Regions from separate parts of the Homo sapiens genome. Here region 2 is linked to region 1. The links are chromatin loops, found by intact Hi-C in ENCODE. Cell type or tissue: IMR-90. All regions are shown on one strand. Links, peaks and the distances in the headings refer to the core of each region. The heading gives the core; the rest is flanking DNA. Region 1 holds the start of LOC107986320 (a long non-coding RNA gene). Region 2 overlaps LOC107986195 (a long non-coding RNA gene).

What was found. Hi-C counts contacts between places; a loop is a spot of excess contacts. Peaks named below come from ENCODE experiments on the same cell type or tissue, not always from the same donor. Only the 100,000 strongest peaks of a DNase experiment are listed, where the experiment ranks them.
Region 2: it touches region 1 in a loop (2.6-fold over the local background); 2 of 110 quality-filtered maps call a loop at or near these places.

What each region holds. Positions count from the first base shown.
Region 1 is chr4:149,262,107-149,266,511 of GRCh38, forward strand. The region is part of intron 12 of LINC02355 (long intergenic non-protein coding RNA 2355); the gene reads left to right. It overlaps LOC107986320 (a long non-coding RNA gene), which reads right to left and starts at 2,319. Exons shown (of 4, transcript XR_001741885.1): 1 at 2,212-2,319; 2 at 1-129. In IMR-90, for the core only: a CTCF peak has its summit at 2,255 (motif pointing left); a DNase peak (open chromatin) is centred at 2,235.
Region 2 is chr4:148,774,638-148,779,042 of GRCh38, forward strand. All of the region lies in intron 2 of LOC107986195 (a long non-coding RNA gene), which reads left to right. Among named protein-coding and RNA genes, the nearest start is that of NR3C2, 330 kb to the left of the region's middle. In IMR-90, for the core only: no CTCF peak of the experiment used is centred there; a DNase peak (open chromatin) is centred at 2,494; H3K4me3 peaks cover 341 bases; H3K27ac peaks cover 407 bases.

The sequences.
Region 1 (4,405 bases), core at 265-4,264:
ACTTCTGGTGGCTTCCGTCATTCCACGTGGCTGTATTACCCAAATCTCTGCTCCCTGTGCACCTTTCCATCTCCTCTGTGTGTTTGCGTCCCTTCCTCTATTTTCTGTGTGACTCTCCTTGTAAGACTCCTATAAAAATACTTGTTATTGGATTTAGGGCTCACCTGGAAAATTCAGGATGATCTCATCTTGAGATCCTTAACTTAATTATATTTGCAAAGGTTTCCCACCCACTCCCACCCCAATAAGGTTATATCCACAGGTCCCAGGAATTAAGATGTGGAAACATATTTTTGAGGCCACAGTTCAACCCACTACAACAATGTGGAGTTTATTTCTCTCTAATAAAACCCAGGCAAACAGTCAAATGCTGATATAATCCTCCGTACTGTGTCAGCAACCCAGATTCCTACTGTCTGGTTTTCCTGCTAAAAGCAATTTTCTTTCTGAAGACCCACCATGTAATCCATGATGGTTTCTCCAGCCACCACATCTGATTTTGAGACAGTAGAAAGAGAAATAGAGTAGAAGAAAGCCAAGAATAAAAACTGAAGCCAAAAATGGTATGGCTTTTTTTGGACTTGCATATATACATTTATATTTATATCTCTCTGTAAGAATAGTCAAGTGGCCACTCTGAGCTACAAGAGAAGGTGGGAGAGGCTCTTATTCTAGGAACTCATGTGCTCAGTTAAAATTCGAGGCTTTTATCAAATGTTGGAGGCTAATTGGCAGTCTCTTGTGCAGAGAATCTAGCAGTGATGATTGGCTAGCTAACCTGGCCCTTTCCTAGTCTTTTGGTCCTTTGATCTAAGAGCTCATCTCACAATCCGAGTTGCCCTTGCTACCCAGAATGGTCACAGGTCCAGTTTTGGCCAATGAAACTTGGGTAGAAATTGCTCAGGGCTTCTGGGGATAATGAGCATTCCTGATGAAACAGCAGACTCGGCTTGTGCTTGACATTCATGTAGCCATCTTGTTATCATGAAAGAGTTTTCCAAATGAAATGTAGAGCTGCCCATGTTGTCCTAGACTCCTTATTGGGTATGAAACATAAACTCCATATTTTAGGCCTTGGTAAGTTTAACTAGCTTTCCTGTTACTTGCAGCAAGCACATTCTTAAACAATATCAGGCCATGAGATACATGCACATATTAAAGGATATTAAGCCATGTAAAGCAACGTATCATAGGGCACTGTGACAGAGCCCAGAAGAGGGGAACCCTCTATTGCTCACATGGTTCAGAAGGAGCTGATTCCTAAACACCAGGATTGATGAATTTGGCAATGTGGGAAAAGTGGACTTCTGGATGACATTAAGACTTAATTGACTTTTCATGACCATAACTTCCAACAACTTGGATTGTTCTAGTCACTTGTTACCTGCAACCACTTAGATTGCCACATTAAGGGGAAAAAAATCATCCTAAGAAGAATCGTATGCTGTACCACTCACCTCAGGTTTAATAGTGCTGATGAAAATTACCTTGGAAAGGACTAGAAAAAAAACTAAGACCTAAGAGAGAAAGGTGCTATTTGGGGGAAGGCAGGCGGGGAAGAAAAGTAGATATGGAATGTAAGAGGAAAGAGGAGAGGATCAAAGTTTTGAGGGAAACAGAAAAGAGTTTGGAAAGGCTGCTCTTGTTTAAAAAAATCTTCTCCACCCATGCTGGTGCCACTTTCTTGCCGCTTCAAGAGAGTTCAAAACAGATTTATAACAGTATTGAAGGCTTCTGGAGTAACATCTGAATTTCTTTTGAATTATATACAATGTAGACAGCAAGATAAATAAATAAAATAAATAAATAAAATAGATTTATTTAAGCAAGGCATATGGGGAAATATTTGCACCTCTAAGGTTGAAAAGACAGCAAAACTCAGCAAACTCTACATAGTATAAATTCAATTATGATCACACAAGATCATCTTGAACTACATAAGTACTTTTACTCAAAGCAGAAACACTTGAGAAGCTGGGCACTGAGCTAACCATAGAATCATTCACCCCTTTAAAAAAAAACACACAAAAAAAAATGCATAAGACACAGAAAACAAATATGGCCTGATATATGGGTTGTTTGCACATTCGTTTCAATAGAATTCTACTTTTATTGCTTTTTAAAAATAGTGTGCACAGCATGAAAATAACCATCATGAGCATGTCTCCATAAATCATTTTTCCCTGTGCTGAAGGAGCACAATTTCCCTACCTGAGGAGCAGTCAGTTGGTGTTTACTTGCTACACTGTGCCATCTGGTGGCAAGTGCTAAAAATTGCAGACACAAGGTCCCTGGGTTCCAGAGAGACTCTCAGGCCGTATACCTAGAGGTGTCAACCCAATGCAAAAGAAATAAATACAATGACTCTCTTTAAAGACATGGGTTGAAGCCAAAGATCAAGTTATTTGTTAGTTATTCTCATTGGTATTCCTAATATATATAATATCTTCCCAGTAAAAATTACTTTATGAACAAATTGATTCTTAATAGCAATAATTTTCAGTTTGCACAATACTGCAGTTTTCAAATCCCCATTCATATTCACTAATGCACAAGATGAGCAGGAATATTGCACCTTTCTCACAAATGGAAACTGAGGTTCAGGTGGGTTAAAGAAATTGCTCAAGTTTGCAAAGCTTATATTAGAAAAAACAAGCAACTACTGAAGCACAAATAAAGACTTTCTCTGTTTCCAGTCTAGATGTTTCCTTTATAACGATCCTGTCTCTCCATGCTTAGCGTGGGATGAAGCAGTTTTAGTTGAAGCTAGGTTGAAGCTTTAGGTGTAGCTGGAAATAGTTTTTTAAGTTAGGTGCTATTTTGGTAAAGTAGTAGTTGCAAGCTTCCCCAAAGGAGTCTGAAAGAAGATTCAGCAGACCTTGGTGACAAGAGTTGTGCATCCTAAAGTTTAATATACGACTTCTTTTGCTTGTTTGTTTTTCCTTCAGGCCTTGTATTTACATATATGCAATACCATCTCTTTGTCTTTGTGTTTTATTCTCCTGCCCTGTCTTGCAATTTATTCTTTGTTAGCCTGCTTTTCATCAGAAGAACCACCTACTTTTCAGTAGCTTTCTTTTTTTCAGGTGGCCTCTCACTCCCTCCCGGTAGATGTATTCCTTTCAGGGTTAATCAAAGGATGATATTTAAGTTGTCATCTCTGCTTGGGCATCTAGATGGCTTGTGCCATTCATATCAATGAGACCTTTTCAACCCTAATATCTGTTTCAGTGATCTATGGAGTGCAGCCTTGAAACTTAATTATGGTGATGTTTCAGAGGCTCATGGACAGATTTAAGCATCCTGCTTTCACATCATTAGACAGTCCCAAGTTCCAGTGCTCTAAAAGATTGAAGACCAGTCTACTGTATGTCTTACCTTCATTATGATCTGTAGGAACAAGCCTACATTTCTCAGACTCTGTTAGAAGGTTTTTTATCTTTTGGCTGTGATATTTCACTTCGTATAAGACAATTGAAATGTAAAGCCTTTGTGAAAAATGCCTACGTAAGCCAATGAATATCATCCCAAATATCAGTAAGTAGTTTGATCATTGCTATATAGTTTTGTACATTCTTAGACTTGGGCAATGAGTCCTGAAGCCACTCCAGGGCCAAAAAGGGGGCTTATTAACCTCATATTCATCTAAAATAATCTTCTGGGAAAACACGATAAATATGCATTTTATGACATGTCATCATTATTGGTTCATCAAAACTATTTAAATATATGCAGATTTCAAAATTTATCTACAATTGCGTAACATCGTCTTCCCAATAGTTATCAGAACACTGAAAATTCCAAATTTTTATTTTGCTTTATTCCATTTATCAGCAGCAGCAATAAAGATTTTGGAATAGAACTTGGGTAGCAATTTGGGGATGATGTATTAGCCCTTCCTCAGCTACAGTTGCTCTAGAGGACTGATTAATATAAATGTCAGCTTATTTGTAAACTAGGAATATGTAACACAGAAAAGAACTGATAGTGCCATTTCCAGAGCCTCCTTTCAAGCCTAAATGAACTGTAGTTGGGTAAGGGCCACAGTCGATAAACACTCGAAGTAATATTGCCTAAAGTGACAAAAAATACAGTGGCATCAATCTCCTTTCAAGGCCAAGAAGCTGCTTATTCAGTTTCAAGAGCTTAGCATATAAATACAGTTTACAAGTAATTTTAAAATGATCACGAAATCCTGTGTATATTTGACTGTTAAATCAAAAGGAAGCCTGTGGTGTTGCTCAAGCCCAATAATCACTTTTTAATATTCCTGGGGAGGCAGCAGCATGATGAAAAGGATAAGGAAGGTATAAATCAACTGAAGGAATTCAGAGTGAAAGACCTTCATTTTTTAAAGGCAGAGATTAAAATCACCAAGCTAATAAGATCTGCTCAGGGACCTAGA
Region 2 (4,405 bases), core at 301-4,300, 490 kb before region 1:
CTCTTTCACTTAAAAAACTTTGGAGTTCTCTAGGTGCATCTAAAAATATATCAAAATGTAAAATAATTTTCTTCGATGAAAATTACCCAAAGTCCATTCTCTTTACCTGTATTAACATACAACATTCCAAAACTTTGTGATAAGTGAAAATCAAGCCAATGCTTAATGAGGCTGAACTGATATCCCATCTCTATGTGGTGGTTCCCTCATAAAACATTGATTTTTGTGACTGTTCTCTTTGCTGACTTGGTGACTGCATTGGTTGTGCTTGGTTTCCTAAATTTTCAGTCTCATAAATAGTTTGCTTGAGGTATTATATGATGATTATAAAATTCTAGGCTTACAACAGACTCTTCAAATTCAAGAGGAAGACATGGGAAGGCTTTGTAAATACTCAAACTGATGAATATCACAGTAATGAATTATTTCTCCCATAAAACTTTTTATAGTCTAAGATGCAGAACTTAGATTCTTCCACATTCTCTTTCATTTCTGCTTCTAGCACTAGCAACTCCCTCTCTTTTGAGGAATATTTTTTCACAGGAAAACAAAATTTATATCACCTCATGATCTGATCTGTACTGTGTTGGCACAAGTAGAGAATAATAGATGTAAGTTGCGCTGTGGATGATGAGGTTATAAGCATTACACTTGCATCATGTCCAGCTCAAATTTTTCCCCTTCGAAGTTACTTGCTGTTGGTAAAACCAAGAATGTTAAATCTGTGAATGCTGAGAGCTTGCCATGTTGTCTAACCTAACATATCTTTACATGATAAAGCTCCTAAGGCTTTCTTTAATAGATAGATGGTGTTTAATGTGGCTGGGCAGCATTTTAATTAGTGAGAGAAAAGCATGAATCTCTCCCCATCATAGGAGTCTGCATTGCCTTCAAATTTCTCTAGATATTTCAATATGGCTTCTCTCCACACTGAGTTTGAGGACCTCTGAGCTAAACAACCTGTGGAAGATTCTCTCAAATTGTAGGTGTCTGGGGCCAAGGATTCAGAGTGAACACCATGTCGGTTGTTCGGTGAGAAAGCTCCAACATAAAGGAGCAGTAATTCGTTGCCAGAGCACGCTGCTCAGGGGCCTGCAAGACAGTACTGGTGAGTCAAATATGGCATCACACTTGTCTCTTCTATTTCTCACAGGAGTAGGGTTTCTTTGCAGGTTGAAATGTGGTATGATGGTGTTGAAGGGTAAACATGGCTCCATTATCACCCGCTATTAGGAAGCAGAATCTGTGGCCCTAGTAGCAATACCTCAGTAATTTTGGACCACTAAGTTGGGGCCTAAAGAGTGCAGGACTCCAGTCCAATGTTGCGATATTGGCAAGACACAGTTTGTCTTAGTGCACAGTGTAAAATAATAGGGTGGGACCAGATCTCTGAGATTCTGGAAATCTGATCTCTTTAGATTCTTCACACAAGTAAAGCACTGTGAAATATTAGAAATTTACATGGCCTAAATTATTTTACAAATTATAGAAGTCAGCAACATAAGTAAAATGTCTTTTAAGATGTTTATAAGGTCTTGTTTCTAATTGCATAAGTATCTATAACTACTACAATCATATTGTTTTGGGAAATTTTGTGTTTAATAATAGATCCTTGATTGGAATGATAATTTTCTTCTTGCTACACTTAATACTGATTTTAGTGAGAGTATTATTTCTAAAACTTACAGCAGATTTGGACATACTGGAAAGGGCTCAGAGACATGTAAATAAGTAGTTTTAAAATGAAGTCCAGGAGAAATTGTAATGGCTTTTTCCTTGTTTTTGTTTTCTTTTAGTTTGGGGACGATAAGCCTATGATTGTATTAATACTTATTGAAACATCCAGATAAAATGAGAGTATTTGAAAACCATCAGAATATTTTGTCTGTAATAATCTAGATATTTAGGTCCTGTACTAGACCTCTAACAGATTATTCTAAAGCCCAGGAAGTATAGAGGTAACTACTGCTATACCAAGATTAAAAGGAAACAATCCCTTGATGTGTTTTTGCATGATTTGTATGGGCTTCTCTAGACTATGCATAATCACAAGGGAAGCCAATTTGTATAATTTTTCCCCCAAATCTGATTTGACCTTTACTGGATTTCACACAGTGAGAACAAAATTAACCAAATTTCAAGGGCTTACATTTGGTTCCAAATGCATTACACATTTCCAGATTTTTTTCAAATGTTGTAAATACTTATTGCTAACTTGCTTTTGTAAGTGAAGCAGATGTATACCGTTGATAATAACACCAAAGGAATACTTTAATTTATTAATTAGAATGTTTATGGCTTCTTTAAGGCTGTGCTTCCATGCAAGCTAAGGCAGTGATCTGTGAATTAGTTTCTATTTGCGAAGGTAGAGTTGCTATGGATATTTAAACAGGATTGAAGTGAAAGAGAACGTTCGCTGGCTAAACCAAAGCATTATAACATTTTAGTGAAGTTTAGATTTTGTTTCACATTCCAAACTCACAAATGAATTTCCCCAAGCATGAAAGGCAGCAGATGAGAAGGCTGAGAAGGCTCAAAGGAATGCAGTCACTGCAAAGTGAAGTGCAGTCACTGCTTTCTGTAGAGCTGCCATCATTTCACTTTAATCTCTATTTCCTTAGTGCAATCATGATTTCTTTTGTGGTCACCTACAACTAAAAAAGTGGAAAGGATAACAAAGAACTGTTAAGTTGTTCTTTCAATAGTTGGATGAAAGATCATTTTGGCTCAAGAGACTGGAGGAGAACTTGAGGAAGGAACCAAATCAATTCCTTTTCCACAATTTTGTTCCAAAAATGTCTCAAGATTGAAATTGATTGAGAAGTCTCAGATTACTTTAGCACTTTGGAAGACAGACTCAACAAATGGTCCTGATAGGGTGAATTTCTTATTCTCTGATCTGATCTCATCTAGATTATCTTAACCAGAGATACAGAGAGGGGATGAGAGAAGACCTAGACTAAATATCTGATATACCTACAGAATTTATTTCTTTCATCCTTGGCTTTAAGAAGACTGACAGCTCAGCTCAAACTCCAGTTGGCGTTAGAGAAGCTTTTTAGTTAGCAGGGTATTGGGGACAACACTGCAAATGACAACATGCATTTTTGAAGGCTCCTTGGCTATGCCAGCTTTCTGTAATTTGCATTTAATTACTTATCAGCCTCAGCAGCTAATGCTTTTCTTTCGGCTGAAAATGAGTGTTTTGTTGGTGTTGTAATAGAACTTGTATATTAAATCTTTGCAACTGATAGAAAAAAGTATAGCAGATAAGAACAGAGAAACTTACAGGAGTAGGTAGACTTAGTTATTGGGGCATCAAAATACAAAGAAGGAGGGATGACATTGAGGGATGACATTGAGCCAGGACAGATGAAGGTTGCCATCCATATGCTCATTAAATATGACCATGGAAAGCACAAGTGACTCCCAACTGTGTGCTGCCAAGTAAATGACACTATGGGCAAGAGAAATCCTGGATTGCAAAACCACTCCCAAAGATATACATAATATGGATAAAATTGGTTTGATTTTTCAAAGTATACTCCCCAGAGATCTGACAAATATGATGGCTTTATAAAATGTATTCAAATTAATATGGCAGAACTTAGAAAATGATTATACAGATATGAGTTGCTTAATGACAGAGGTACATTCTGAGAAATGTGTTATGTGATTTTGTCATTGTGCAAACATCATAGAATGTATTTGTGCAAACATCATAGGATGTATTTACACAAACCTAGGTGGTATAGCTGACTACACACCTAGGCTATATGGGATAGCTTATTGCTCCTAGGCTACAAGCCTGTACAGTATGGCATATACCTGTACTGCATACTGTAGGCAACTGTAACACAATCATAAGGATTTGTGTTACTGAACATATTTAAACATAGAAAAGGTACAGTGAAATATGGTATAAAAGATAAAAAATGGCACACTTGTGTAGGGCACTTATGAGTGGAGCTTGCAGGACTGTAACTTTTTTACCTTATAAACTTTAAATTTTTAAAAACTTTTTGACGCCTGTAATAACACAGCTTAAAACACAAACACATTGTACAGCTGTACAAAAATATTTTCTTTCTTTATATCTTTATAAGTTTTTTTCTAGTTTTACTACTTTTATTTTTTACTCTTTAGATATTATGTTAAAAAACAAAGACATAAGCACACATGTTAGCCTAGGACTACACAGTGTCAGGATCATCAGTATCACTGTATTCCCCTTCCACATCTTGTTCCACTGGAAGGTCTTCAGGGGCAATAACATGCATGGAGCTGCCCTCTCCTGTGATAACAACGCCTTCTTCTGGAATATCTCCTGAAGGACCTGCCTGAGGCTGTTTTACAGGTAACTTTTTTTTTTAATAGGTAGAAGGAGTACACTCTAAAATAATGA